Linked DNA regions of Homo sapiens: all the other regions are linked to region 2. Evidence: chromatin loops called from intact Hi-C (ENCODE). Cell type or tissue: endothelial cell of umbilical vein. All regions are shown on one strand. Links, peaks and the distances in the headings refer to the core of each region. The heading gives the core; the rest is flanking DNA.

What was found. A loop is a pair of places that touch in the nucleus more often than their neighbours do. Peaks named below come from ENCODE experiments on the same cell type or tissue, not always from the same donor. Only the 100,000 strongest peaks of a DNase experiment are listed, where the experiment ranks them.
Region 1: it touches region 2 in a loop (7-fold over the local background); 5 of 110 quality-filtered maps call a loop at or near these places.
Region 3: it touches region 2 in a loop (5-fold over the local background); 5 of 110 quality-filtered maps call a loop at or near these places.

What each region holds. Positions count from the first base shown.
Region 1 is chr1:85,500,184-85,509,259 of GRCh38, forward strand. It overlaps a transcript of DDAH1 not described here. Among named protein-coding and RNA genes, the nearest start is that of DDAH1, 40 kb to the left of the region's middle. In endothelial cell of umbilical vein, for the core only: a CTCF peak has its summit at 2,803 (motif pointing left); a DNase peak (open chromatin) is centred at 2,798.
Region 2 is chr1:85,339,191-85,350,105 of GRCh38, forward strand. The region is part of intron 4 of DDAH1 (dimethylarginine dimethylaminohydrolase 1); the gene reads right to left. Among named protein-coding and RNA genes, the nearest start is that of BCL10, 68 kb to the left of the region's middle. In endothelial cell of umbilical vein, for the core only: a CTCF peak has its summit at 5,222 (motif pointing right); DNase peaks (open chromatin) are centred at 3,141 and 4,681; H3K27ac peaks cover 4,416 bases.
Region 3 is chr1:85,412,204-85,423,118 of GRCh38, forward strand. All of the region lies in intron 1 of DDAH1 (dimethylarginine dimethylaminohydrolase 1), which reads right to left. Among named protein-coding and RNA genes, the nearest start is that of DDAH1, 47 kb to the right of the region's middle. In endothelial cell of umbilical vein, for the core only: no CTCF peak of the experiment used is centred there; DNase peaks (open chromatin) are centred at 5,158 and 5,808; H3K27ac peaks cover 2,223 bases.

The DNA.
Region 1 (9,076 bases), core at 546-5,545, 160 kb after region 2:
CATCTTTTCTTCCTTCCTTTCTTCCTTCCTTCCTTTCTTTTTTCCTTCCTTCCTTCTTTCCTTCCTTCCTTTTTTCCTGTCTCTCTCCCTTCTTCCCTTCCCATTTTCTCTTCTTTTCTTACTTTCATTTTTTTAAAGGATCTTTATCTTTCACTAGGTTTCTCATTCCAGGTTGACAGGTTTTATTTCTTTTAGCACCTTAAAGGTGTTATTCAATTCTCTTTTGGCTTATTTGATAAATCAGCATTATTGTTCCCCTGGGTCTTGCGCAGAATGAGTCTTTTCCTCATACTGCTATTAAAACTTTTTTCTTTGATCCTTGGCTTTCATAAACTTGGTTATAATGTACCCAGGAGTGGTTTTCTTTGTTTTTTATCCTGCATGGAGTTTATTGAGATTCTTAGTTTATGGGTTAATATTTTTCACCAAATTGGGAATTTTTTCAGCTATCACTTCTTCAAATATATTTTCTGCCCCAATTTCTCTTTCATCTTTTTCTGGAACTCCAGTTTCACAGATGTTAGGCCACCTCATACTATTCCACAAGTCAGAGAGGCTCTGTTCATTTTTTTCAGTGCTTTTTTCTCTATGTGCTTCAGCTGAGATCGTTTATATTGCCCTGTCTTCAATGTCACTATTTTTTTTTCTTCTATGGAATCTATTTTGCTGTTAAGCTCATTTAGGGATTTTTTTTTCATTTTAGGTGTTACATTTTTCAGTTCTAGAATTTCTAGCTGGTTTTCTTTTATACTTTCCATTTTTCTAGTGAGAATTTCTATTTACTGGAGTCCATATTTTCTTTAAAATTTTAAACATATTTATAAGAGTTGTTTTAAAGCCTTTGCTTGCTAATTTTAACATATCTGCTATCTCTGAGTATGTTTCTATTGACTTAAAAAAATCTGTTGTGGTCATGCCTCTTCACATATCTAGTAATTTTTGAATTGTATGCTAGACATTAAACGCTACATTATCAGGTCTGGATTTAAAGAGTGTTAAGTTTTGTTACGTTAATTTACTAGTGGAGAAGCTTAATTTTTACAAAGCTGTTTTTAAACTTTATTTGGATGAACTTAGTATAGCCTTGAGTCCAGGGCTAGAGTAGCCCTCCTCCTACCGCCTGGCCTTTCTTGGTTCTTCACTGAAAACCCCAGGGAATCACTGAGAACATCTCCACTCAGAACATCTACATCTCCAGTTTTGTGCACCTTCTGGAATCTCCACCCAGTTTACAGCCCCCCAGTAGCTATTTGCCACCAGACTTTGTAGAGTCTCACCCAGAAAGTGAGAAGCTTAGCATTTGTCCAAAGACTTTATAGTACCCATATGCAGATTTCTGGACCTGTTTCTCTGTGCAGCTTTCTCTTCATTAGCCTGACCTACAAATTCCAACCACCTCAACCACCCTGAACTGTGATCTCTGCCTCCTCAGAACAGTAAAGCAACCATTATCAACTTGGGCTCCATTTTGCTGTGCCGCCAGGAAAAAAGACAAGGTGACCAAGGGTTTCATCTCATGTGTTTCCCTTTTCCCAGGGATCAAAGTTCAACACTGGGTGAATTTCAACGTCTGAAAACAGTTGCTCCATATATTTTGTCCAGTTTTACAGCTATTTATGGCAAGAGGGCTGGTACTAGTAACTTCATCAAAGCCAGAAGCAGAAGTCCTTCACACTGGATACTTTTGCTCATCATCTCCTGTTTGAAATTCTCCCTGGTTTTTAGAACTCTAATCTTGATTTTCCTCCTAAATTTCTTATTATTCTTTCACTACCTTCTCCTCCTCTTTATCCTTTAACCATGCTTCCCATGCCTAAATTATATTCATTCTTTAAAATCCAAACTTTCTCCATAAAGCTTATCCAGTCTGCTACGCTGGAATTTATGCCAGGTATAAGTATATATGAACATACTTAACACTTTATTGGCACTGCTTCAGACAGCACTTTGCACTTTCTGCCTTTTGAACGATCATGTCACTTCCATATTGTAAACTCTTTGAAGACACGGACAATGTCTAATTTATCATTGTTTCTTCCTCAGAGCTTAACACAGTATTCCTCTATTCACCTTTAATTCTGATATGGTGCTACTGGTGGTTGCCCAACAACGAGAGGAAACGACATTTGCTGACTACACCCCACGCACTCTGCTAGATGCTTTGCACATGTTATCTTGCTTAATTCTTGAGAATGATACTGAAAAGTAAACACAACCAAATGACAACAAAGCCAGTGGCTCTGACTGAGATCACACATGCTCAACTGCTGGAATTTCAGTTCTTTGAATCTCTTCCTTTCTCCTGGGAAAATGTGACACTTTTGAGGACCTCCTTGCTGTCCCTTGCTTGTCACTGCCATCATTGCCCCCTTCTCAGATCCCTCTGGCTTCAGCCTGGTAAGAGGCTGCTTCCCATCTTAGTACCTCCCTAAGAAGTTTTTCTTGTGGCATCACCACCACTGCTGCTTCCACCTATCCCCACCGCCACCACCACTGCCATTGTTTCTGCAGTGCTGCAGCCACTGGTACAGGGCTGCTCCAGGCCAGGCAGTTTCTCACTGAAGCCTGGCCTGCATTAAAGAGTCCTCTTTTGCTGCTTCTCTTCTGGGTTCTCCAGAGATAGCCCTGCCTCTCCTGCCTCCTACCACCTCTGTCTGCAGAGCCATGGGGAAGCCCTGGAGGAGTCACACTACCAGAACACTCGGGGCCTCTGCCTGCCTTTGTCTCCTGGAGTCAGATCTGCTTCTCCTTCAGCCAGATTTTCTCACTATCCATAGCTACCAGTCAGTGGATTGATGTCCCCCTGGTGGTGGATCTCATTGAACACGGACTCAGTAAATTGTTAAGTGTTTGCTAAGAACTTTTTATGTGTATGGAATCCTATTAATTGTCAAGAAATAAGTTAAAAAAAAACCCCAACAACCAAATTAATAATTTAAAAACAAACATTTTGTTTGATAAGAGTTCCTTGCTTTAAAAAAGTTGAAATATATTAGACTATATAGATGTTCTTTATCTTTTTGTTTGTTCATTTGTTTGAAATGGAGTTTCACTCTTGTTGCCCAAGCTGGAGTGCAATGGTGTGGTCTCAGCTCACTGCAACCTCCGCCTCCTGGGTTCAAGCGATGCTCCTGCCTCAGCTTCCTGAGTTGCTGAGATTACAGGTATGCGCCACCAGGCTAATTTTTTGTATTTTTAGTAGAAACGGGTTTTCACCATGTTAGCCAGGCTGGTCTCGAACTCCTGACCTCAGGTGATCCACCCACCTCGGGCCTCCCAAAGTGCTGAGAATACAGGCATAAGCCACTGCACCCGGCTGATGTTCTTTAAAGTTCATCTATCTATCTATCTATCTATCTATCTATCTATCTATCTATCTATCTATCCATCTATCTATCCATCCATCTATCTATCTACTAAGCCCATGAAGGTACCAGGTTCTGTTCCCAGTACTTGGAATACAAGATAGACAAGATGCCTGCTATCATGGAGCTTCCAATAAACACACAAACTAACATCACCTACTGATAAGTACAATATTGGACAGTGGTAAGTGATGAGAAGAAAATAAAGCAGGAAGATGGGATAGGAAATAGTGGCAGGAAAACATGAGATAGGGAGATGAGGGAAGATCTCTAAGGTGACCTCTGGGCTAAGTGGCAGGTGATGATGGGGGAAAAGGTCAGTCTAGGGAGGGAGAACTTCAGTATTGCTGCAATGTAACGATCCAGGAGGTGAATCACAGGGGATGCGGTCAGACAGACAGACTAGCCCAGATCAGGTAGGGCTTACAAGTCCACAGTAAAGAGTTTGGATTTTATTATAAATACAGGGAAAGGATTGGAAGGTTTCAAACAGACTGGCATGCTGTGATGATATTGCTCAAAGATCGCTTTGGCTGCAGCGTAGGCTGCATTGTAGGGAAGCAAGAGCATAAGACCTCAAGACTCCAAGACCCATTAGGAGCTGTCATAACCTAAGTAAGAGATGATGGCTCTATAACTCCACGAAATAAATGTGTGTTTTATTAGATCATGCCCTCTGTTGATAGCCCACTGTACAGGATACTGGATCTACTGTATAACAAAACTAGATGGCAGGGTCATTGGCCTCAAAGACCTTTCTGTAATTCAATGGAAATGACAGGTAAAATTAAAGAGAACAAAGGGTGATAACTTATTGAGTCAATAAAAAGTTGGCAGAGATGAGCAGGCTCTCAACAATAGTCTTTGGCTGTGATAAAATCTCCTGGGTCACTCTCCTGGGTCACACTCCTGGGTCACCATAGTGCTATAGAAGAACCAAGAAAACCATCATTCAGATTTTGAATCACAGTAGCATAACCAAGCAAACTGCAAGCAAAATATGAATATGATTGTCACATATTTGCTGAGCACTTAGAATGTCTGGAACTTTCTAAGTGCTCATGCTCTAAATGAGTCATTTAGTCCCCAGAACAACACTGAGACAGTGATTATCATCCTCCTCTTCTAGATGAAAAAATCACAGCTTAGGACATGGTGACTTGCCCACTGTTACATACGCTAAAAAGCATGAGAACCCATCCTCAAACTCTGACTAGTCTGCTCCCAAACCCAAGCTTATAAGGATGATGGCAATGTTTCCCAGGGTTGCCTGATAATAAGAACTATCTGTGGCACTTGTTAAAAATACAAATACCTATCCTCATTCCCTACCCCATGCCAGACCCACTGAATCAGAATTTCCAGGGAGGGGTCTGGTAAGCTATTTCTTTTAACAATGGCCCTCAATGATTCTTTTTTTTTTTTTTTTTTTTTTTTTTTTTTTTTTTTTTTTTGAGACGGAGTTTCACTCTTGTTGCCCAGGCTGGAGTGCAATGGCGTGATCTCGGCTCACTGCAACCTCCGTTTCCTGGATTAAAGCGATTCTCCTCCCTCAGCCTCCCGAGTAGCTGAGATTATAGGCACACACCACCATGCCCGGCTGATTTTTTTTATTTTTAGTAGAGACAGAGTTGCACCATGTTGGTCAGGCTGGTCTCCTGACCTCAGGTGATCTACCTGCCTTGGCCTCCCAAAGCCAAATATTATGATAACCGTATTATCTTTTTCTTAATATCATAATTATTCTTATTATATGTCTTACACCAGAGTAGGCCACACCTAACAAAAAAGAAACACAGATAAATGGAGAATATAATACAGAGGAACAATCAAGGCAGGTGATAGCAGACACTTCTAGGAAGAAGTAAGTTTTGAGCTGAATTTTGGAAGGCCTGCTAAGAGGGAAAAAGTATTTCATTAAAGAAAGGCATGAAAAAGACACGAATAAGAGAATCAGGTGCATACAGTACTGATAGGAATTGATGTCCCGAGGAGAGAAGGTGATTTGATTCAGTGCACACCCCACTGCTCAGTTCTTACATAGGTTCAAGCAGGTTTAGAGCACTTGTGGTTTACTGAACCTGTCTATATTCTTGGCCTGATCTTGAGCAAGATTGTGCTAGAAGGGGAATCCTTGAAATAATACTCTATTATCATTATCTGAGATTAAAGGGTCAGAAAGAATCCTGATTTGAGAAATTTTTGTTTTTTAAAACTAAACTTATTTACCTGACTTCCTACAATAGACAAATGATCTCAAAAGAGAAACTTACTTGGAATATTATAATCATAGAAAATTTTCTTTAATTGATTTATAGACTTTTTTAATACATTTTAAACTGGATGCCATAGAAGCCATGTCCTAAATTCTTCTATAGCATTACCTTTAACAGCCTGCAACTTAACCAACAGATGTTCATTGAACGCTGACTTTACACCAGACACTGTGAGCAGCTCAGGGGAGACAAAGATGTATAAAATGTGGCTATTAATCATGAGGATTCAGAATCCAGTGGGAGAAGACAAACAACCAGATATGTAATTCCGTGACAAGTTCTAGAAGGAAGGTTGTAAAAATGAATGGCTGAGGTGCACTAAAGAGAGAGCCCCTCAGTCTGCCCGGGCCTGACAGGGCAACATGAATGGTCTTGCCTGCTGGGTTTTGAAGTATTCACCAGATTTCACCAGGAAAAGGATGCAGAAAGTCTTCCCACCATGGAGAGAGAAGGAAGAATGACAAAGAGGTCAGTGTGAAAGAGTGAGCATTAAGTCCCATGGGTTATCACAGAATCATACTCTGCAGTCACAATTTTTTCATTCTGCAGCAGTTTTTTTAAAAAAATAAATGACCATTAGCATTTAAAATAGGGCAGTATTAGTATACAAATCTTTATTTCTGACTTAATGGAAACAAAGATTTCACACTTGGCCCACATCCTCTCACAGCAACACTCACCTGGTCCCAAGTAATAGCTGCCCCCTTCAGACAGGGCTCCTGATCCCCAGTCCACCCTAGACCCACAACTTAAACTCTTTTATTCCCAGCCCTCTATGCGGGCATTTGAGTTTGTGACCTAGGTAGAGCTTAGGCTATGAGGCAGTAGGAGAACACCTTGAACAAGGATGTGATGTCAGTGTAGCTTGAAGCAAAAGTGTGGATGGCCTTGCTTGCTAAGCTTATTCAGACTTTACCATGTGGGTGATGAGGAAGGGAATGACTACTGATAAAGTGAAGCAAGGTAGAGAAATGGTGACAACTGATTTTTAGGAAGGTGCCTCGGATAGATGGCTTGGAGGCATTTAGACTGAAGACAGAAACATAGGAGGCCACCACAAAGGTTCAGGTAAGAGGCGATGAAGAGCAGTAGTCAGAGAGTGACCACGGGGATAGAAAGGAGTTCCAGAGGCACAAAAGAAGAGGGGGTAGAGGCATAAATTCTTTTCTAAATTGTTTAACATGAAACATCTAGAAAATTGGAAAGAACAGTAAAATAAATATCTCTACAATCTCTTCAATGTAGATGCAACAATTGTTACTATTTTGCCATATTTGCTTTATCTTTCCATACACACACAAATATATATATATGTGTGTGTGTGTATATATTTTGAAAGTTGTTGAAATCATTACACCTCACACCTAAACATTAACACCTAAATATACATCTTCTATAGGACAGACGCAGTGGCTCATGCCTGTAATCGCAGCACCTTGGAAGGCTGATAAGCAGATTGCTTCAGCCCAGGAGCTTGAGACCAGTCTAGGCAACATGGTGAAACCCTGTCTCTACAGAAAATACAAAAATTAGCCAGGTGTGCTGACATGCAGCTGTAATCCCAGCTACTTGGGAGGCTGAGGTAGAAGGACTGCTTGAGCCCAGGAGGTTGAGGCTGGAGTGAGCCATGTTTGTGCCACTGTACTCCAGCCTAGGTGAAAAAGTGAGACCCTGCATCACAATAAATAAATAAATAAATAAATAAACAAACAAACAGCATCTCCTAAAAATAAGAATTTTCTTATACATAATTGCAATGTCATTATCATTTCTAATAAAATTAATATTAGCTCCTTAATATCATATAATACCCATGTTATTTAATATATGCTCATATTCAGGTTTTCCCTAAATGTTTCTAAAAGTTTTAGCTGTTTTTATCAAGCTAAGAGTCCTTTGAAGTTCTCGTATTGGGTTGTTATGGCCTTTTAGTCTCTTTTAACCTGGGACAGCTCCCCCAGTCCTTCTCCCCACATAAAAATGACTTTTGGAGGAATAAAAAGAAAATAGTTGTTTTGTAGAATATCTCAAATTCAGATTCTTCTGCAGGATTCTTTGTAATTTGATTTTTCTTTGATTCCCTGTAACTCCTATTTATTTGAGGTTAGGCCTGCCTAAAAGCTTACTTCGATTCAGATTAAGCCCTTTTGGCAAGAATACTTAATAAATGATTTCATGAATTTCATCTGTACCCCATCAGGAGGAACATAATACAAATTTGTCCCGTATTAGTGATTCTAAGGTCAATCACTTGGTTAAAGTGGTGACTGCCAGATCTTCTCCTTTGTACTTTTTACATTTAGGAAGTGACATGTTCTGTGATGCTTTGTAACCGTGTGAATAACCGGTTCTGCAATAATCTTTTACTATTAAAGATCCTTGCCTGAATCGATTATTTCATTGGGAGTTGCAAATTAGTAAATTTCAAATATTATCACTCCTTCATTGGCATTCTTCTCTAAAGATAAATTTTCCCTCATCAAGTAGATGATATAAAATTCCTTTTAAAAAGGCAAGGTAAGATAGGCCAAGATGGCCAAATAGGAACAGCTCTGGTCTGCAGCTTCCAGTGTGATTGACGCTGAAGACGGGTGATTTCCGCATTTCCAACTGCAGTACCTGGTTCATCTCATTGGGACTGGGTTGGACAGTGGGTACAGCCCATGGAGGGCAAGCTGAAGCAGGGCGGGGTGTTGCCTCACCTGAGAAGTGCAAGGGGCTGGGAGATTTCCATTTCCTAGCCAAGGGAAGCCCTGATAGACTGTACCTGGAAAAACAGGACACTTCTGCCCAAATACTGGGCTTTTCCCAAGGTCTTAGCAACCGGCAGACAACGTGATTCTCTCCTGTGCCTGGCTCCGCAGGTCCCACACCCATGGATCCTTGCTCACTGCTAGGGCAGCAGTCTGAGATCAATCTGTGAGGCGGCAGCCTGGCTGATGGAGGGGTGTCCACCATTGCTGAGGCTTGAGTAGGTAAACAAAGCGGCCAAGAAGCTCGAACTGGGTGGAGCCCACTGCAGCTCAACAAGGCCTACTGCCTCTAGACTCCACCTCTGCCGGCACGGCATAGCTGAACAAAAGGCAGCAGACAACTTCTGCAGACTTAAACATCCCTGTCTGACAGCTCTGAAGAGAGCAGTGGTGCTCCCAGCCAGGCGTTTGAGCTCTGAGAACAGACAGACTGACTCCTCAAGTGGGTCCCTGACCCCCGTGTAGCCTAACTGGGAGACATCTCCTAGTAGGGGCTGACAGATACCTCATATAGGCAGGTGCCCCTCTGGGATGAAGCTTTCAGAGGAAGGATCAGGCAACAATATTTGCTGTTCTGCAATATTTGCTGTTCTGCAGCCTATGCTGGTGATACCCAGGCAAAGAGGGTCTGGAGTGGAACTCCAGCAAACTCCAACAGACCTGCAGCTGAGGGACCTGACTC
Region 2 (10,915 bases), core at 2,864-7,863:
TAGAAAACATACAAAAACTCTAATAGATTCAGCGCTTTTCATTTAGCTCCTAATTGTTTTTCATTGTTGTTGTTTTTGGAACCCTATAACGATGAGTCACCTCTCAGTATGTGGTCACAGGTTTAAACTTGGTCCCACTTCGGGAAGAGATAAAGGGAATGGCTGTTGTAATCTATCTCCAAAGCTACCTTTAACATTTGCAAACAGATAGTGTGATGAGTAATATGGGGACCCAACAGCAGCAACAGAACCATAGCTGAGAAAATGAGATTTAGAAATATTCTTAAAGATTATTGGACAAATACAACATTTTGAAAGATGAAAACAAGGAAAAATAGTAAGTGATTAAGAGCAGGGCAATGGTAGTGGGATGGTTTTGCAGGAGGGTGGTAGAAAATTTAATGTGTTTCTTTTGCATGTCAGTATTTCTAAGGATGATCCAAATTCTAGTATTGTGTCATGTAGTGGGGAAGTTTTCCCCGGAGGCTGCAGAATAATTCATGGTCAAAATGTCACTTCTAATTTAGTGTCTATGTTTCACCCTATGCTTTATTAACCTTCAGCCAAGCAATAGGATACTTATCAACACCTACGGCATTTAATACATGTGATTTCCACAGAGAAACAGTAACCCAAAACTCAAAACCCTCCTCCTTCCAGCTCAACTGACAACGTTTCCTAATCCCTTCAAGACCGAAGGTACTGGTGTTGGCATGGCTGAGACTATCACATAGGTCATGCTGTGATGTACGATCTCAGCCCATGAGACAGAAATCATCCTTTTTTTTTAAATCTTTTGCCAAATCAATTCAGCCAATAAACAATCTAACACTGCTAGAGATGGAAGGCATGCAAATGTTTTTAAGATGATTTTTTTGGTGGGCCTTGAGAGAGAGTAACAGATGAAAATAAATGGAAAAGGGTAAAGGACAGAGACTCCAGACTTGAGTGAGCACTGATTCCACTGCTGCCAATGGAAACTGAAATGGAAGCCAACCCCGTTAGTGTCTTGCAAGCTTAGGCATCGGATGCCTACCAGAGCTGCTGTCATATCTGAGTACTGCTCTATTCCTAAAATGTGAATCTAGGTCAGTGAAATCCAGCAACATTTGCCCACCAATTTTTGATGGTCTGTTCCTTTGTGGATGAGGAATGCTGAATTCATGGTGACAGGGAGAGTTTAAACTCTTTTCCAAAAATTCTACCAAAGGCACGCCATTGTGGTAGTTATTTCTGAAGTCATTTTGTTCATCATTGTCCCCAGGGGCACAGAACAGGAGTTCTGTAATTATCTTCCAAAGTGTTGATCTGGTCCCTTTTTCTCCCTTTAAAGTCCATCAGTCACGATGTTCTGTTACTTCTCTAAGTGGGCCTCACTTTCTGCACTGCCCTTTCCACTTTCACAGCTACTTTCCTAGTCCAGATCCTCCACTCATTTATTCATAGACTGTGCTGTGCAATGGCATCAGCTAGTTTTATTACTCCTAATCCTTATCCCTGTTAAATCATTATGGGAACCGTGCCAGACAGATCTTTCTGAAAAAACACCTTCAGCTTCTACTCCTCTGCTAAAAAAAAAAATCTGTGTTGTCCCCCACAGCCCACAGATAAGGAAACCCCGATTTCATTGGCCAAGATAATTTGAAGCAGCCCCAACTTGTATCTTTCACCTCTCTCTCTGTTTCCCTGCATCCAGCCCCCATTCCAGCCATTGTCTCTTGATGGTACTACTGACACTTCCCCAGGCTGTCCTGTTTGTAATAACCACCACTCTTCTGTGCCAGCTATGCCTGACGTTCATTCAGGTGCACTCAGACTTTGAGTCCTGCTTCTGGTTGATCAATCCCTCTCCAGAACTCCTACCACCTTTCCTAGGACCCTGAACCATTTATTAGCCACTTATGTTGTGTTGCACGGTGACAGTTTTTATCTTTTAATGTTCTCTCTTGTTTCTCCAGCTAAATGGGAGCAGCCTTGAAGGCAGAGATCATGCAGAGATCATTTCTCATCCGACTCAGTATCCCTGTGCTTGGGATAGTATCTTTCATATATTAATAGTTGCTGCTCAGTAAATCTTACCACTGTGATGTCTTTTCAATTGCTGTTTTAAAAGTCTTTTTGCAGAAGAGACAGTAATAAGAGGTTTTGAAAATCTTAGCTGCTTTTCCTATCAGAGTTTTATGTATGAATTAGAAAATCATGTTTGTTAGATATCCAACTGAATAGTTATATATGTAATTAAAGCTTCTTCTAAGAAAATGGAATGAAGTTGGAATCTTTCTGTGGTTTTCCTCAAACAGGCATAAAAACATTGCTAAGCACAAACAGATATAAAGATGTTCCGGCTGGGCGAGGTGGCTCACGCCTGTAATCCCAGCACTTTGGGAGGCCGAGGCGGTGGATCACGAGGTCAGGAGATTGAGACCATCCTGGCTAACACGGTAAAACCCCGTCTCTACTAAAAATACAAAAAATCAGCCGGGGAGGTGGCGGGTGCCTGTAGTCCCAGCTACTCGGGAGGCTGAGGCAGAAGAATGGCGTGAACCCGGGAGGTGGAGCTTGCAGAGAGCCGAGATCACGCCACTGCACTCCAGCCTGGGTGACAGAGCGAGACTCTGTCTCAAAAACAAAAACAAAGAGAAAAACAAAAACAAAAAAAAACCCCAGATGTTCCATCACTTACAGGCACTGAAAGGACAATATCACATTAAGATTCTACAGTGAGCCCACTCTGAAGTGATCCTTACCACTAGTGCTTTATAATTATATGGTTGCTACTTTTTGCCAAGTAGTTGTTTGCTCCATCCTAGGTTTAAGACACAGCATTTCACCTTGACTGGCTGTTATAAAATTTCCAATGGGAAGGAACAACACTCTCGATTCCTACTGAGGCTAATTCAACTTTGTTTTTTCAAGAAGAGAACGAGTATAGGAGATAGGGGTCACATAGGGAGAGCTGGAGGCAGAGCAAGAATGACAATCCATGAAATGGATTCTAAGTTCTCTGCTTTGTCCTCATGGGCATTTTGGCCCTGTAGGCAATTATGCTTCTTTAGTAGAATCAACATATGATTATTATTTTAAAAAGTAAGGTATTCTCTAATATCAGTAATAGTGTGAAGTTTAACTTTTTTCCCCCTTTTTGGCATATATCTTCACACAGTAAGATCAGGTCCTGTTGTTAGGTTTTTCTATGAGTGTGTGTGTGTGTGTGTGTGTGTGTTGGAGGAGGAGGTATGGGAATATGAGTCAAATGCAAGCTTCCTGTTCTCAGAAAATGATAACATTAGTGATTTTGGTAACTTGGAATATTTTAATGAGGAATTTTAGCATGTCAAATGGATTAAATCATGGCATCCAAATTATTACCCAGTTAGGTATTATATTTCAAGTTTATACAATGTTTAATTCTGGGCAGGAAAAACCTAAGAAGTTTCTAGTTTTCTATGGCTTTAATTTGAATACTTTCTTTACTTTTACTGCTAATGTAATCGGGATATGTTATTTTGCACCTGTATGACAAAAACGTTGGCTTCTTCAGGTGCACATTATTCGGGATTGTAAGCTGGGCACTTTTGGAAGTTGCAGATATCCTTGAAAGCAGTGGCTCTCAACCTTGGCCTGTGCATTAGAATCACCTGCAGAGCTTTTAAAAAATGCAGATGCCTGGGTTCCATTCCAGACCCAGAATATCAGAATTTTCTGAGATAAACCCAGGGTAGTATGTTTTCAGAAAGCTACTCAGATGCCTTTAAACCACTCTCACTAGGAACCACTAATTTAAGGTCACTTATAGACTTTTTCTTTCAGAAGTTAGAGTCTTGGGTTGAAAGGCCCCTTATAAGGCTATGTGGCCAACCATCCAACAGATGATTACCCCTACAATATCCTATAGAGTCAGTTTAATACTTTTTGATGGTCTAGTATATACTGGACAGGATGAACAGCACTTTTAAATATAATTTATTCCTTTTTCCCTTTGACATTTTCTTGAAAGCCCAAAAGGAAAAAAAAGCACATTATTCCCTTTCTCCTACTTGGCCAATTTTGACTTCTTCCTGCCTTGGGACTAATGCTAAAATTCAGCATGGCTGTTTTGGTGTCATAGCTTCAAATTATTTATTGGCTTATTATGCCAAAACATTTTATTTTGGCCACCCTAGCCTTGTTGGCATACAGCTCTGGGAATATTGTCAGATGAGGCAACTGCTGCCAGGAAAAGGAGCATAAACAGTTGTTACAAATTCAGAAGCTATTTGGTTTTGTGTTTTAATTTCTTAATACACGCATGGCAGATTTAAAAAAATCATTGTTTTGTGGAGCTGGTGAATACAACAGCCAGATAGTAAGACAAAATTAAACCTACAATGGGATTGTCAGTATGCCTTTCATAGCAGAGACTCAAAGTGGAAAATCTTGTGGCTACACACTATAATTCCCTGTGACAACAATAACTAAAAATGCAAAGTCTTTATTTTTTCCATTTCAATCACCCTGTTGATATGAGCTAGTTAGTTCTCATTCTGTCTTTTGGGTTTTGCTAGTTGTCATTAAAGGAAATTCCAGGCAATAAAAAGCATATAAAATCCAAACACATTAAGGGTTTTTCCATCTTCATTTTTTATATGACCATCTATAAAATAACATGGACATTTTTGGACATAAAAGCAATGCTGCAGCTGAGTCAAAACAAGAGGAAATACAGTCTGAGTGATCTCTATTATATAGTTAGTCATTCAAAAGAAAAACAGGCTGTGTGCTATGCAATTTAAATGAGGTACAAAGCAGCTCTTGTGTTCATTCAAGGAATGTTAGAAATTCAGTTAGTTATTTCAGGAAGTAGATAAGAAACCTAAAAGACATTTCCATTGAGATGCATTGTGAGCATTTTAATTTAAAATTACAAGTCTATTGAAAAACCACATACTGTATTTAAGCTCCATTTACATGACAAAGGCACAAAAAATGGAGTGGTGATCTCATAATTCTTTTCTTACCACGTCCTTGTAGTATTTTTATTAAAAGTATTTTTAGGTAATAATTTATTGTGATACAAAAGAACAGAATTACTAATTTTAAAAAAGTCCACCAAAGAAAACTATAGCTGTATCCCATAAATATACACAAATGTAATATATGAAAAAAATGAAAACAAAAACAAAACAAGACAAAACAACAAAAAATTCCTCTCCCACGGGGTTAGGAAGGTGAGGATGCTCCTCCTGCTGCCCGGCCAGCAGATGGCACAGTCCTGTAGCCGGTCAGTGCTGCAGTCCCTCCCAGGTGGGGTCAGCAGCTTCCTCCTCTGAATAGTTTCAGGAAAGTTTTAGCTAAAGGTACCACCTCCCCTGACCTCCCTCCCTCTCTCCCTTCCCTCCCTTCATCCTTCCCTCCCTTCCCTCCCTCCCTTCATCTTTCCTTCCTTAAGAAAATTTTTTTTTCTCCAATTGACTGGAAGAGTGAATGCTACCAATGAGGTCAAGTTAAAAATCATTACTGAGAATTACTGTGAGTCCCTCCTGAGGCAGATATTACTATCTGTCCTCCTGTGACGATAGCATGTAATTAATCCAGGTTTTTGGAAAAGAAGGCAATTTCAGGGATGGATCTAGAAAAAGAACAAGGTGAGATGTGGTATAGATTTACTCTTTCTTATGTCTTTTTCCCCCTTAATTAAAAAAATTAAAAACAGGGTAGTCTGTGGAAAAGACAGTCATCATGTAGAATGGTAAAGCAGGGGGTTAGGAGTTAGGCACACTTAGTTATTGGAGAATTATTTCTGTAAGTCAATCATAGCCTACTTCCAACAATGTAACATATATATTTTTCCTAAACTTTAAAAAATTAAAGTATACAAAGTGTAATATATAAAGTATAACACACAAAGTGGCCCTCTGGACCATGACTGCCTCCCTTCATCTTAAAATAACTATTATTCTGACAGGTAACAGTAGAGAGTAGCTTTGCCTCTTGTTTAACTATGTGCATGAAAGAATAGAATATTTATTCTTTGGGGGGGTTGGCTTCTTTTGTTCAAACTTTGGAGTAACTGGAGTACTCATCTTTTTAGAGAAGGCAAACATTCCTTCTGGAAGAGTACAAACAGGTCTAATGCCTGTGTGCTAATTAATTTGTCTTACATTATTTTTTTTTTTTTTTACAGGTAGAGGGGTATGAAGGTGAGATGCAAAGTTGGGAGAAAAACTATAGGAAATGCAGGTTGCTCTAAAAACTAATTTGGCCTAAATAATAGTATTTCTAGGATCAGACTTGCTGTTAAATATCTAGCATTTGTTCAAACCAACCTAACTTCTAGTACCTTTGCCATATGGATGGTAAAATGCAGTAATAATGTCTTCCTTTCTTCTTTCCCTAGATTGGTACCCTGTATTAAATGTGTTGTGGTGGCCAGGCCTGTAATCCCAGCACTTTGGGAGGCCGAGGCAGGCAGATCACTTGAGGTCAGGAGTTCGAGACCAGCCTGGCCAACACGGTGAAACCCCATCTCTACTAAAAATTCAAAAATTAGCTGGGCGTGGTGGCGGGTGCCTATAATCCCAGTTACTCAGGAGGCTGAGGCAGGAGAATCTCTTGAAAGTGGGAGGCAGAGATTGCAGTGAGCCAAGATCAAGCCACTGCTCTCCAGCCTGGGCAACAGAGTGAGACTCCATCTTAAATGAATCAATGAATGAGTGGATGAATGAATTTATGTGTTCTGGGCTTTTTAGCTGAGAATTGCTAAACTCTTCCTAGATGGATGATTTCATTTAAATATACAATGCACACACTATTAACTCTACTATAATCTCAAATGGCAAGATGATGATCTCCATAAGAATCCACTTCATTAACCAAGAGTAGATTGCAACCCATTACAAAGTATTTCAAATGCAATAAAACTACCCAGAAACCCTTGGGGCTCTCAGCTTTACCTAAACATGTAAGAAGTAGATTCTGAAGGAACCAAGTACTCAGAGAGCAGTGACAGAGGTGAGAAGTAATCAAGCTTTCGGTGTGTAGCACAGGAAGGCACAATTCACCTCTGTTTAAGTAATATGCCCTTTAAAGAGATGCCCAAGTGACCAGGGACTTCTCTACAGAGGAAAGAACTGAGACATCAAGGTTTACAAGGGAAAAAATAAATATCTGGTACCAAACTCACACCTATCCTGAGACTGCTCAGATCCTGGATACCAGTAAAAAATGGAAAGTCAGGAGATAGGTGGAAAGACACGGAAGGAGCAGACAAGCTCGGCTAGAACCAATCTATGGCAAAATAATTAGAAAAGGTTTTCTAATTAAAAAAGAAGATTCAGTATGGAGTAGGTTGGGCAACTGGGGCCAGGGGAATCAGGGCCCAGGAAACTTGTTTCTGGAACTGTAAGATCCCACTCAAAATGATTATTTCATCAGGTCTCAGTATTTTGAACTGTAAAATGGGAAAAACAAAGCCAATACCACTTTTATCACTTATAAGTGATATATTTGTCTCTATTCATCTGTCTTCCTGCCTGTCTATAATAACATGGAGTATTTATATTTCTATGTTAGTTAGCAATTAATAATTGCCCCATTAGATCTAATTAAATGAAGGAGCTTCTGCACAGCAAAAGAAACTATCATCGGAGTGAACAGGCAACCTACAGAATGGGAGAAAATTTTTGCAATCTACTCATCTGACAAAGGGTTAATATCCAGAATCTACAAAGAACTCAAACAAACTTACAAGAAAAAAACAAACAACCCCATCAAAAAGTGGGCAAAGGATATGAACAGACACTTCTCAAAAGAAGACATTTATGCAGCCAACAGACACATGAAAAAATGCTCATCATCACTGGCCATCAGAGAAATGCAAATCAAAACCACAATGAGATACCATCTCACACCAGTTAGAATGGCAATCATTAAAAAGTCAGGAAACAACAGGTGCTGGAGAGGATGTGGAGAAATAGGAACACTTTTACACTGTTGGTGGGACTGTCAACTAGTTCAACCATTGTGGAAGACAGTGTGGCGATTCCTCAAGGATCTAGAACTAGAAATACCATTTGACCCAGCCATCCCGTTACTGAGTATATACCCAAAGGATTATAAATCATGCTGCTATAAAGACACATGCACACGTATGTTTACTGTGGCACTATTCACAATAGCAAAGACTTGGAACCAACCCAAATGTCCATCAATGATAGACTGGATTAAGAAAATGTGGCACATATACACCATGGAATACTATGCAGCCATAAAAAAGGATGAGTTCATGTCCTTTGTAGGGACATGGATGAAGCTGGAAACCATCATTCTCAACAAACTATCACAAGAGCAAAAAACCAAACACTGCATGTTCTCACTCACAGGTGGGAATTGAACAATGAGAACACTTGGACACAGGATGGGGAACATCACACACCGGGGCCTGTCGTGGGATGGGGGAGGGTGGAGGGATAGCATTGGGAGATATACCTAATGTAAATAACGAGTTAATAGGTGCAGCATACCAACATGGCACATGTATACATATATAACAAACCTGCATACTGTGCACATGTACCCTAGAACTTAAAGTATAATAAAAAAAGAAAAAATAATTGCCCCATTATTAATTTTATTGATGGTTGTAACATAGAAACCAAACTGCTCTCAAATAAATAAAGCAGCTGAGTTCATGCAAACCTGAGTTTCACCAACCCATTTCGAACCTGTGACTATTTCCTTAGGAGAGCTCATTATTCCCCAGATCAGTTTGTCCTCTTATTTTCACTACAAGGTAACATGACATTTTTGATGCTAGAAACATGGCAGGTGGGCATTCACCAAATCCACAGGCCTGTGGTTTAGGCAGTACATTTGCTGATGGAAAATGCAATCTCCAACGAATGCCTTTCTAGCTAGTGAGGATTATTTATAGGTTCTGACAAGTAGAAAAGGAACATCATTATTAACACTAACTCGAATGAACTCTACAGGGAGGAGGACTATAAAGTCTTCATAGGATGCCCTTAACAGATGTGGTCTGAGAGAATTTGACCATGGGAAGGGAAAGATGAAGAGAGAAATAGGGGTGAGTTGCCAAGCCATGCAATAGGACTTAGGGCTTGGGGTTTTTTTCCTAGGTCATCAGTGGTCCTCTTTTCTGACTGCAGGGTCTTCCTTTTCCAATGTTGGTCCAACATCTCTGAAACAATGCAGGGCTTTCTCCTCAAAGACCCAGATTGCTCCCTCACGGTGATAATCTTGTCTTCCTCACTGTTAAGTTCCTACTTCTTCAGATCTCACCTGCCCCTTCCACCTGTACCCCTGGAAACCCACTAGAAACTCTACGAGTTGAGCTGGTTTGCTCACATCTCATCAATGTACTTTGCTCAGTCTTTGCTTATGCCATGTCCCCACCTGTAATTTTCTCTCATTGAATTCTACCCTGTCAAATGCCATCCATCCTTCAAGACTCACATCTAGTCTCATTTTTCTCTACAAAGCTTTCTCTGAATATCTAGGCCTCAGGGAACGCCCCCTTTTCCTCTGAACTTTGAAGAGCAGTTAGGGCCTATATCATATAACGTAGTGCTAATTAGTCATATTTGATTACCTTTTATTTTGTTATGTGTTAGTCTCTCTAGACTATTTGAGTTACAGACCTATTGAGGTAGGGACCAAATGATTTGAGTTAGGGACCTGATCTACCCAGAATGGCAGAAGGGGCCACTTTTTCTAGTTGGTCCACCCAGAAGAAGTTCTTTCTGCTAATACACACAAATGCATGGTATAGACCAGCTTAAACCCTCTCATCTTATAATCGATCTCAGACATATGCAGACCAGCCTAGGTACCACGGATAGATACCACAGTCCCTAAGGAGAAAAATAATCTTCCTAGACCTCCTGAGTGACACCATTTATCAAATGTTTTCTTTCAAGACACCAGCTTTTTTTATATGCAAGAAGTTGACATGAACTTCCAGATGGAGCAGAACAAAAGACATTCTCTAAAGTAAACGAACAAAAGCCACCATGATACAAATCAAATTCTGAGACAGATTGTTCAGCAACAATTAATAAAAGCCTTAGAAACAGAATCAAAGATACCGTTTGGGAAGAGGTGGAAGAAAGGCCAGGTGAGCTAGCTCAAAGAGTGGCAGATAATACAGAGAGGAAATTTAGCTCAAGGAAACGATTGCTTCCCAGCCAAACCACCACACTTGGCACTGAGGTAGAAGAGAAGAGACCTGAAAGAGCCTCAGGGCCCACAGATTTGCTGTCTATGACTAAGAGGAACTTCTGGCTTTGGCCCTTTAATAAGTCATGCATGCTCGTGTGCAGGACCAGCTAAGAGGAAGGGGCTGCAGTCCTGACCCACCATTTATTATTAGCACTATGACCTGGGGTGAGTCACTTGATCTAGTTTTCTCATCTGCAAAATGGAGATAATACCACCTCTCTCATTCATTTATCCATCCCTTCATCAGACATTTATGAAGGGCCCACTGTGGGCCAAGTGCAAAGGAGCATAATGATGAGCAAAACAGACACAGTCTTTATCCTTATTGGGTGTCCAGATCATCTCACGGGGTTGAAGTTACAGAGAAGGAAAGGGAAAGCACTGCATTGTAACAACAGAAGGTCATCTTCTTTATCAATGACTTCCACTCTTGATTTAGCCGTGTGACCTGGGCAAGTCTAATTTTCTTCTGGCAAGTCTACTATCTATAAAATGAGGAAATTTCCGGTCTTAAAATGTTATTATTCCAAATGCAAATGAAGAAGTTAAGCTTTTTAGGTACTTCTGAACCATGGCTTTCTAAAAGATTATTATGAAATAGTCCAGACGCAACAAAAGGATAAGAATAATATAACAAACCCTGTGTACCAACTCTCCAACTTAAGTGAGAAAACATTACAAGGAGCTCAATCTGGTG
Region 3 (10,915 bases), core at 2,857-7,856, 73 kb after region 2:
CTCCATGTGACTACAGGAATTTCTTGAGTCGGAGTCTACTATGTCATGCTAGAGGCTCTAACGCTATTTGTTAAGTGACACAAATGAACACAGAAATAATCAGTCTACTGTTAGAACACACTGAATTTCATCTTTCAGGGTCTTCTAACAATTGTTCATCTGCCTCTTCTAGCTAGTCCCTCATGGCAAACCACAATGACCCCTTCACTCAACACAAGACGATCTTCCTGTGACTGAAGTCTCTTGGTCATTACTGGCTCTAAGCCTTTGCTCGGTTATTTCTTTCACTGAGAACATCTTCCCCTCTTCTTTACTACCAATCGGTGTAGTATGGCCCAAAACTTCCCCTTTATTTCCCCCTAATCCCACCTCTTTTTGGCTTCATCATGTTGAAGGCATCTGTTGAGAGGACATTTGTACCCCTCATCCTTGGAAAAGCATCAAGGTAGTTCCTTAGAGAATGATGAGAACTGGTCTAAAGAACAGTGCAAATGGCATGTATAAAATATTTTGAGGGCCAGGCATGGTGGCCTGCACCTGTAATCCCAGCACTTACAGAGGCCAAGACAGGCACATTGCTTGAGCCCAGGAGTTCGAGACCAGCCTGAGTAACATGGCAAGACCTTGTCTCTACAGAAAACTAAAAAATTAGCTGGGCATGGTGGCACACACCTTTAGACCCATCTACTTGGGAGACTGAGGTGGGAGGACTGATTGAGCCTAGCAGGTCGAGGTATCAGTGAGCTGTGATGGTGCCACTGTACTCCAGCCTGGGTGACAGAGCAAGACCCTCTCTCAAAAAATAAATTTTTCTGAGGAAGGATTACTTTGTTAATATATTCTAGAAATATATAGCCAGAGAAAAACGTAAAATAAATCTATTACCATGAATACCTACACACCAGGCTGCTACATGACTATTACCATTATCAAGTTCTCACTACTTTTGATGGAATCAAGGAAATTTAGTGCACTTTAAACAACTGAACTGCATCTATGATAAGTGGAAAGTAAAGGAAATTTACTTAAAGTTTTACCATTTAAGGACACTGGATCCCAGTCCTATGAACCTGTGCCTTAGCACGTATTTTTTGCAGCTGCTGATACACTGAAGAGCCAAAGCTAAGCTTTGAAAGTTTGGATTCCTGTGTGTTGTGATAATCAGCTGGGGTTTGGAAATGCCTTCAAAAATCTAATGCTCTGGCCCTTTAACAAGGCTTCTGAAAAAACAATTTAACATCTGGAATCAAGTATTTTGTGGAAGTCCAAGACCAACAGGGCAAAGAACATTTCTTTCAGTAACAGTTAAAATGTGGCACTTCCTTCTCCTTCATCAAATAAATGGGTTTATTTAACAAAGATCCTGAGGTAGTTTATAATAAGTAAAATATGGCATAGAAGCAAGGTATAGAAAACAGGATACTCCAGATATTTATCACTGAAAGTCTTTCCTAAATATGCTGCTTTATTCTTCCAGCATCATTTTCTTTTCCAAAATTCAAATCCGAAAAACAATCGAAGTCAAGCCTTCTTCATTTAACCTTTCTAAGAGACTGCAGAGTGAGGATGAGTAAAGAAATTATAGAGTTCATCTTTCATCTTTTCCAACATACTTCAGAAGAAGACAAAAACAGTAACTGAATGTATGAATTTCTTAAGTCTTTGGGTAGCTACAGTAACTCATATCAAATGCAAAAACAGAAGTGGTTATATCTATTGAATGTTGACTAATTCTCTACAGATTTTAGATATTGTTTAAAACAACATATGAAAATGTGTTTCCTACTAAAATAATAACAGATGACATTTATTGTATGCTTAACATGTATCAGGTCAGGCACTGTACATTTAACTTTCAAAATAATTGTTATCCTTTTCTTCTTGTGATGAGTAATTAATACAGTGGTATGGTAGAACTGGCATAGAGAGAGACAAATAGAACAATAAAATAGAAGGATTAGAACCCAGAAACAGATCCACACATATATAGGGCTATAGCTCACAACAAAGAGAGCATTGTAGATCAGCAGGAAAAGGACAGACCATTCAATAATGGTGCCAGGAGAGTTAGTTCTCCATATACGGTGTGGGTAACAAGAAAAAGAAGGAAATTGGATCCCATCCTCACACAATATATAAGAATACATTCCAAATGGAAGTAAGGTCTTAAACATGAAAGGCAAAATGCTAAAGCTTTTAGAAGACAATATAAAGAAAGGATCTGACCACGTTAAAATTAAGAGCTCTGGTTCATCATCAAAAAGTACCACAGAGTAAAAAGGCAAGCCACAAACTTGGAGACAATCTTTGCAACACACACAATCAACAAAGGATGTTTCCAGAACATATAAAGAATTCCTCTGAAAAAGAGAAACAACTCAATAGAAAAATGGACAATTGATCGATAGGTACAGTGTTTCTCTTCCACTTTCTAAGAAATGGAGGAGAGAGATTCTCCTTTACCCACTAACCTACAATGCTCTCTTTGTCTGAGTTATGGCCCTGTACATATGTGTGGAGTTGTTTCTAGGTTATTCCTTCTATTTTATTGTTCTTTGAAAGTGGAGGAGAGACTCAAAGACTGCCTGGCAGATGGGATGTACTCAAACAACATTTGATGAATGAACAAAAACACAAATGGCCCATAAACATATGAAAAGATACCCAAGCTCATTGGTAATCAGGGAAAGAAAAATGAAAACCACAATGGTTTTGTTTTTTAAAAAATAGAAGGAAAATTTTAAAATCAAAATTTGGAAGGCCCCTGTGACTTTAACGAAAATCAAATATTTCAAGTGTTGCTTTTTTTTTTTTTTTTTTTTTTTTTTTGAGATGGAGTCTCGCACTGTCACCCAGGCTGGAGTGCAATGGTGCTATCTCGGCTCACTGCAACCTCCGCCTCCCAAGTTCACGTGATTCTCCTGCCTCAGCCTCCTGAGTAGCTGGGATTACAGGTGCCTGACACCACGCCCGGCTAATTTTTTGTAATTTTAGTAGAGACAGGGTTTCACTATGTTGGCCAGAATGGTCTCAAACTCCTGACCTCGTGATCCACCCACCTTGGCCTCCCAAAGTCTTGGGATTACAGGTGTGAAACCACTGCACCTGGCCAAGCGGCACTTTTACCCATTGCTTGTGAGAACATAAATGCTTGAAAGCTATTTCAGCAGTACTTACTATAGCTTAAAATCTTGTACACTTTACAAGCCAGCTCTACTTCTAGAAATCTGAGAGAATTTCTAGCACGTGTAACCTAGGAGATACATTTCAGTTTATTAATTGCAGGGTTGCTCATAGTATTAATAGCAAGAAACAATCCAAATATAAATCAGCAGAAAAAACTGAATATATTCATACATTGAAATACATCATACAGTAATGTTAAGTAAAATAAGTCACACAAAAACATAAAAAGTATGATTCTATTTATGCAAAGTTCAAAAACAGAAAAAAATGAAACACTATATTATTTGGGGGGAAATAGACAAGTAATGAAATAATGAAGAAAAACAAGGGAATAGGTTGACATAAAACTCAGACGAGTAGTTACCTCTGTGGGGAGGATTGTGATTGAGGAGAGGTTCACAGATGCCTTCTAAATTTTGATTTTTTAAATCTGTGTAATAAGTATACAGGTATTCATTTTATTTTCTTTAAACTTTTCAGTTGTTTTAAAACACTGTTCTGAATGTATACTTTTCAATAATTAAAAAATTATATGTCAGCTACATTTTAAAATGAATCAAATTCTTCCTGAATCCTACCATAGGAATTATCTACTTATATAAATTATATCATGAAAGCTTTAGAAAAGCAAATAATATTAAAGAAAGAAAAGCAAATAAAATAACCCCTTAATTTATTAATACTGATGCTCATACTTTTAGTTTTGAGTTTGCTTATGTTAGGACATATTTGCATATAATTTACTTCGAGGTATGAAAAAAGAATATAAATTTTTTGAATCTTTCACTCTAACAAAGTCTTATCACAGTCTTTGTGTGACTGTGATTTTGGTTTCCTTCTATATATAGTATTTGGTTTTTGTTTTTTTGGGTTTTTTTTTGAGACGGAGTCTCACTCCCGGGTTCAAGCGATTCTCCTGCCTCAGCCTCCTGAGTAGCTGGGACTACAGGCATCCACCATGACACCGGCTAAATTTTGTATTTTTAGTAGAGACAGGGTTTCAACATGTTGGCCAGGCTGGTATCAAACTTCTGACCTCAGGTGATCCAGCCACCTTGGCCTCCCAAAGTGTTGGGATTACAGGCATGAGCCACCATGCCCAGCCTACAAACAGTATTTGACTAGTTTGATTATCTGCAGGGAAATGTTCATAAAGTTCATAATATTCCCAAAGATAGTTATTTTAAAAACAGTTGTCTCTAGTTTCTGGAAAAGAAAGAATTTAGAATAGTGTGGTCAGACCTGGAGTGGATCAGACAACTGAACTGGTGCCTTCTTTTCTTTTTTTCTTTTTTTGAAACAGGGTCTTGCTCTGTTGCCCAGGCTGGAGTGTAGCTGCATGATCATGGCTCACTGTAACCTTTGCCTCGTGGGCTCAAGCAATCCTCTCATCTCAGTCTTCTGAGTAGCTGTGACCACAGGTGCACATCACTACATCCAGCTAATTTTTGTTTTTTTTGTAGAGACGGGGTTTCGCCATGTTGCCCAGGCTGGTCTCGAACTCCCAGGCTCAAGCAATCTGTCTGCATTGGCCTCCCAAATAGGTGGGATTACAAGCATGAGCCACTACTGCACCTGGATGAACTAGTGTTTTTTCTAACCAAGGTTCTCTCAGTGGCTTTTACCGGGTAGTGGTCCTACATATAACATCATGAAGACAACACTAGATTTTACTTTTTAGAAAACCATTTTTTGTGGATGAAACCCACCAACTGTAAAATGATCAAATTATCAGGTGAAAAAATATGATTTTAGTGAAGGGACTCTGCTGGCACCTTGAGTTGAAATCTGAGACCCCGACAGCCAAGCTGGCTGGGCTGGAAGGCTCTGTGAAGCACAGCGTGCAGCCAGGAGTTGGCGCTGGTGAAGGACAGCCACCTCCTGGCAGGGCTGGATCAGTCTACTGTGCTGGGTGAGTGGGAACAGCGGGGAGGGAAGTCAGGCCTGGCTGTGTGCAAGAGCCCCATTCACAGAGAGGCAAGTGGGTTCGATATGCTTGTGTTCTAGGCCTCATCCCTTCCATCATGCCAGTCTCCATCCCCAATATCACCACCCCCACACCCTCTAAATGTTGACAGGTCCCTTCCTGAGGGCAGGTTCTTCACCACTCTTACAGCTCAGTTGACTGAGAAGTCCAATCATATTTTCTGAGAATTTAAGCAAACAGGATCCCTTTGAAGAAAATCAAAGTTGGAATGTAAATCCTATCTCCTTATAGGGAAATCTAAAAGCCTTAAAAATATTTCTCTTTATCAATCTTAATACATATAACTCTCCTTGTAATCAGCAGCAGCTTCCTGCAAAATTATTCAATACAAAAAGAATAAAATAATCTCTGTCCTCTCTAATGCCCAAATAGTATGTATTTGCCCTATAAAAGCCATTTCTCTCATGAATTGAAGAGTGAATTTAGAAAATCAACTGCAAGATAATTGAAAAATACCCTGATTTGAAAACTAAAAATAGGCAATTCATTGTCAAGCTGAGATCCTTTAAAAGATGGTCACAAAGACTGTTTTAGAAATATAATTATTACATATATTTACATACCACATACCATTCTACTAACGATTACAAATCATAGTTGCTTTGCGGAAAGTCTGTAGGAAATGGTGGCAGAAGATAAGCTTTCAGACAGTTTGATTAGGATGGGCATAATGACCAAATCTACAGAGCTCTTTGAAAACATTAGGATAAGAGGCTGAAATAGCTGCTTCATCTTTTTGAACCTCATTTGCTATTAAGCTTGCTGCTGCTGCAGGCAGATAAGATCCAAGACCAAACACAAAAACATACATTTGATTCAGCAGGAGGCTTATCTCAGCAAGTGGACCAATCAAAAAATTGGTCCAAGAAAAGCATTTCCCTTTTTCGTCCCAACAATTCAGGGTCTCTCTACAATGTAACAAGTGAAAACATGAAAGGTTAATTTGTTTTTTGTCCCACTAAAATGAGACCAATAAAACTCGGTAAAACAAGAAATTTATGAAATTCCTTAAAAAACAAATTTCTTTTTATGTGTTTATTATACAATTTGACACATCTGGGGTTTATAATTTATAGGAACAGAAGGTAAAAGACCATGAATTTGGTCTGAAATGGGCGAACTATGATCTAAACTCTGGTGCAACATAATTTATGGACCAAATACCAGGAGAAGGCATCACATTTCATTGGTATTTAAAATTTCATTTACACTTTTCAGTTAAATGCTCGTTTGCAGAGGAAGTCAACAAAAGTTTTTATCTTTCAGCCTTTCTCTCTAGCAAGCTGGAAAATGTAGCATCTCTTCGGATGTTGGAAATGTCCTTTTCAGTGTTCAGGAATGCTGTCACTTCTCCTTTTAACACAGTACCCATATCCCTGCTTTCCCATCCATTTGAATTGGTTCCTGGTGCAACAGGAACACTATCTTGCCATGCTATGGGTCCTATCCCATAATCAATGTTAGTGGTGGATAAAGGAGTGGAGTACAGATTATAGGTCAGGACAGGAGAAGCCAGTCATATCTCTCCAACTTGGCTCCCTCTATGCCCTCTGCTCATATCGTAGTTGGGTTGATGTCTGCATTACAAGAGGGAAAGAGCCTTCCATGCCTTTGCCTATAAAAGACTGGTTCTGCCCAACTTTTCCTAGCTGGACAAATCAGTTAAGTAGGATCTGTAATCAACGTATGCTAAGTTTTACAGGAAAAACAAGTTGATGCATGACAGATGTGATTGCTTTTCCTAGGAAAAAGCCATTAAAATTGTAAAAGTGTTAAAGCCTTGAACAACTCCAGGAGATACCATTATATGAATGGTGTCTCCTGGAATTGTGCGATGAAGTGCTCCTTCAAACAGTAGCAATAAGAAAGTTTGGGTAATGTGGCCAGAAGTGTGGCTCACATCTGTAATCGCAGCACTTTGGGAGGCCGAGGTGGGCAGATCACCTGAGGTCAGGAGTTCGAGACCACCCTGACCAATATGATGAAGCCCTGTCTCTACTAAAAACACAAAAAATTAGCCAGGCATGGTGGCATGTGCCTGTAACCCCAGCTATTCGGGAGGCTGAGACAGGAGAATCACTTGAAACCGGGAGACAGAGGTTGCAGTTAGCCAAGATCACACCATTGCATTCCAGCCTGGACGACAAGAGTGAAACTCCATCTTAAAAAAAAAAAAAAAAAAAAGTCTGGGTAACATATTTTAAAAATAAACTTTCTCTTTGGGACAGTTTTAGATTTAAAGAAAAATTGTGAAACTAGTACAAAAAGTTCCTATATGGACCTGCAAATGCATTCCCCTATTATTGCCTTCTTACGTTAGTATGATGCATTTGTTACCATATATTGGTTCACCTAATGTCCTTTTCCTATATTGGGATCCCATCTAGGATCCAACATTGCATTTGAATCCTCATGCCTCCCTAGGCTTCTCTTGGCTATAACAATTTTTCAGACTTATTTTTTAAGACCTTGAGAGTTTTCAGGAGAGCTGATTTTATTTTATTTTATTTTTGTAGAATGTCCCTCAAGTTGCATTTCCTTGATTTTTTAAAAATAACAATTAGTCTGGGCTTATCATTTTTTGGAGAGAATCACAGGGGTAAAGTGCCATTTTCATCACATTTTATCAAGGTTGCAAACTATCAACCCTCTGGAGCTGTGGTCTGAGCTGCGGTTCGACCTGGGCTCCTCTGAGCTATGGCTAGATGGGGTTCGACTGGGATGCAGGGAGCAGTGTCCCGAGGCTGTGCAGGGCAGCACACTCCCTGGGTCTGTCCCAGGAAACCTAGGAGGGAAGCCTCCTAGGCCTCAGGGCCTGTGATGGGAGGGGCTGCCATGAAGGTCTCTGAAATGCCTTTGAGGACTTTTCCCCACTGTCTTGGCTACCAGCACTTGCCTTATTTTTAGTTATGCAAATTTCTCTAGCAAGTGGTTGCTCAGCAGCCACATGGCCAGGTTGCAAATTTTCCAAACTCTTACTCTCTGCTTCCCTTTTAAATATAAGTTCCAGCTTTAAGTCATTTATTTGCTCCTGCATATGAGCATAGGCTGTTAGAAGCAACCAGGGCACATCTGGAGCACTTTGCTGCTTAGAAATTTCTTCTGCCAGATAGATACCCTAGGTCATCACTCTAAAGTTCAAACTTCCATAGATCCCTAGGGCACGGACACAATGCAGCCAAGGTCTTTGCTAAGGTATAACAAAAGTGACCTTTACTCCAGTTCCCAATAAGCTCATTTCCATCTGAGACCTTGGTAGCCTGGACTTCACTGTGCATACCACTGTCAGCATTTTGGTCACAGTCATTTAACCAGTCTCTAAGAAGTTCCAAACTTTCCCTTATCTTCCTGTCTTCTTCTCAGCCTTCCACACTCTTCCAACCTCTGCCTGTTACCTAATTCCACATTTTCAAGTGTCTTTATAGCAATGTCCCACTCCTCAGTACTGATTTTCTGTGTTAGACCATTCCCACATTGCTATAAAGAAATATCTGAAACTGGGTAATTTATAAAGAAAAGAGGTTTAATTGGCTCAGGGTTCTGCAGGCTGTACAGAAAGCTCAGTAGCATCTGCTTCTAGGGAGGCCTTGGGAAGCTTCCAATCATGGCGGAAGGTGAAGCGGGAACTGGTGCTTCACAAGAGAGAAGGAGCAAAAGAGAGGGAGGGGGAGGTGCTACACATTTTTAAACAACCATATCTTGTGAGAACTCACTCACTATTGTGAGGACAGCACCAAGGAGATGGTGCTAAACCATTCATGGGAAAATTGACCCCATGATCCAATCACCTCCCATCAGGCCCCACCTCCAACACTGGGGATTATAATTCAACATGAGACTTGAATGGGGACACAGATCCAAACCATATCACAAAAGAAATAACTTTATCAATGAGAATACTGTACATTCTTTTTGTGTTGTATCTTTTGTTTTTAATCTTACAAATTCCACTCATTTCCAAAGTTACTGAGGTCAGCAGCTTTCTCCTCCACCCGCTTCAGTGAGGTTGCTTCACACATTGTAACACAGTTAGATTGGTTTTATCACATTCTACTTTCCATTCTGGGACTCCCAACCTCCTGAATGATTTTTTTTTTAAGTTTGCATACATTGAGGTTTATTCTTTGTGCTGTGAAGTTAATGGGTTTTGACAAATTACATATCTGTAATTATAGTATCATATAGAATAGTTTTGCTGCCCACAAAATCCCCTGTGCTTTACCTGTTTAACCCTCCTTCTCTCTCCCTGAGCCCCTGATCTTTTCACTATTGCTAAAGTTTTGTCTTTTCTAGATGTCATATAATTGGAATCATACAGTATGTAGCCTTTTTGGATTGGCTGCTTTCATTTAGCAATATGCATTTAAGATTCATCTGTGTCTTTTAAAGATTACTTATTTCTTATGATGAAAAATATTCCTTTATATTCATGTACCATAGTTTGTTTATCCATTCACATATAGAAGGACATCTTGGTTACTTCCAGTTTTTGGTGATTATGAATAAAGCTGCTATAAACATTCACATGCAGGTTTTTGTGTGGACATGCTTTTTCAATGCATTTGGGTAAATACTTAGGAGCATGATTGCTGGATTGTATGGTAAGATCATGTTTAGCTTTGAAAGAAACTACCAAAATGGCTGTTCTTACTAGCAATAAAAAGAGTACCTATTGTTCTGTATCCTTGCCAAGCGATTGATATTGTCAGTTTTTTAAAATTTTAGCCATTTGAATAGGTGGGTAGTGATATCTCATTTTAATTTGCAACTCCTTAACAACAAATTATGTTAAGCATCTTTTCAAATTTTTTTCCATCTGCATATCTTCTTTGGTGAAGAGTCTGTTCAGGCCTTTTTCCTACTTTTTAATTAGCCTGTTTTCTTATTGCTGTGTTTTAAGAGTTCTTCGTATATTTTGGATACAACTCCTCTATCAGATATGTGTTTTGCAAGTATTTTCTCCCATCCTGTGGCTTGTCTTTTATTAATTTAACAGTTTCTTTCATAGAGCAGAAGTTTTTAATTTTAATAAAGTGTAGATTATAAAATTTTTCTGTCATAAATCATACTTTTGGTGTTGTATATAAAAATTTATTGCCAAACCCAAGGCCACCTATATTTTATCCTGTTTTCTTCAAGAAATTTTAGTTTTGCATTTTACGTTTTGGTGTATGATCCATTTTGCATTAATACTTATGAAAGGTATAAGGTCTGTGCCTAGATTCACTTTTTTCTTATGGACATCCTATTGTTCCAGCAACAATTGTTGAAAAGATCCTTTTGCCACTGAGTGGTGCTATGGACTGAATTGAGTCCCCCTAAAATGTTGATGCCCTAACCCCAGTGTGGTGATATTTAGAAATGGGATCTTTGGGAGATAATTAAGGTTAGATGAGGTAACGAGGGTGGGGCCCTCATGACGAGATTAGTGAAGAGACTCCAAACGGCTTGCTTGTTCTCCCTGTCTATGTGCACAAAGCAAGGAAAGGCCATATGAGCGCGCAGCAAGAAGGCAGCTGTCTGAAAGCTAGGAAGAGAGAATCCAACCATGCTGCCACCCTAATCTCAAGATGTCCAGCCTCCAGACCTATGAGAAAATAAAAATTTCTGTTGTTTAAGCCACCCAATCTATGGCATTTTGTTATGGCAGGCTGAGCAGATTAGGAGAAATGGCTTTTAATCCTTGTCAAAGATAAATTGCCTATACTTGTGTGGGTCTATTTCTGGGCTCTCTATTCTGTT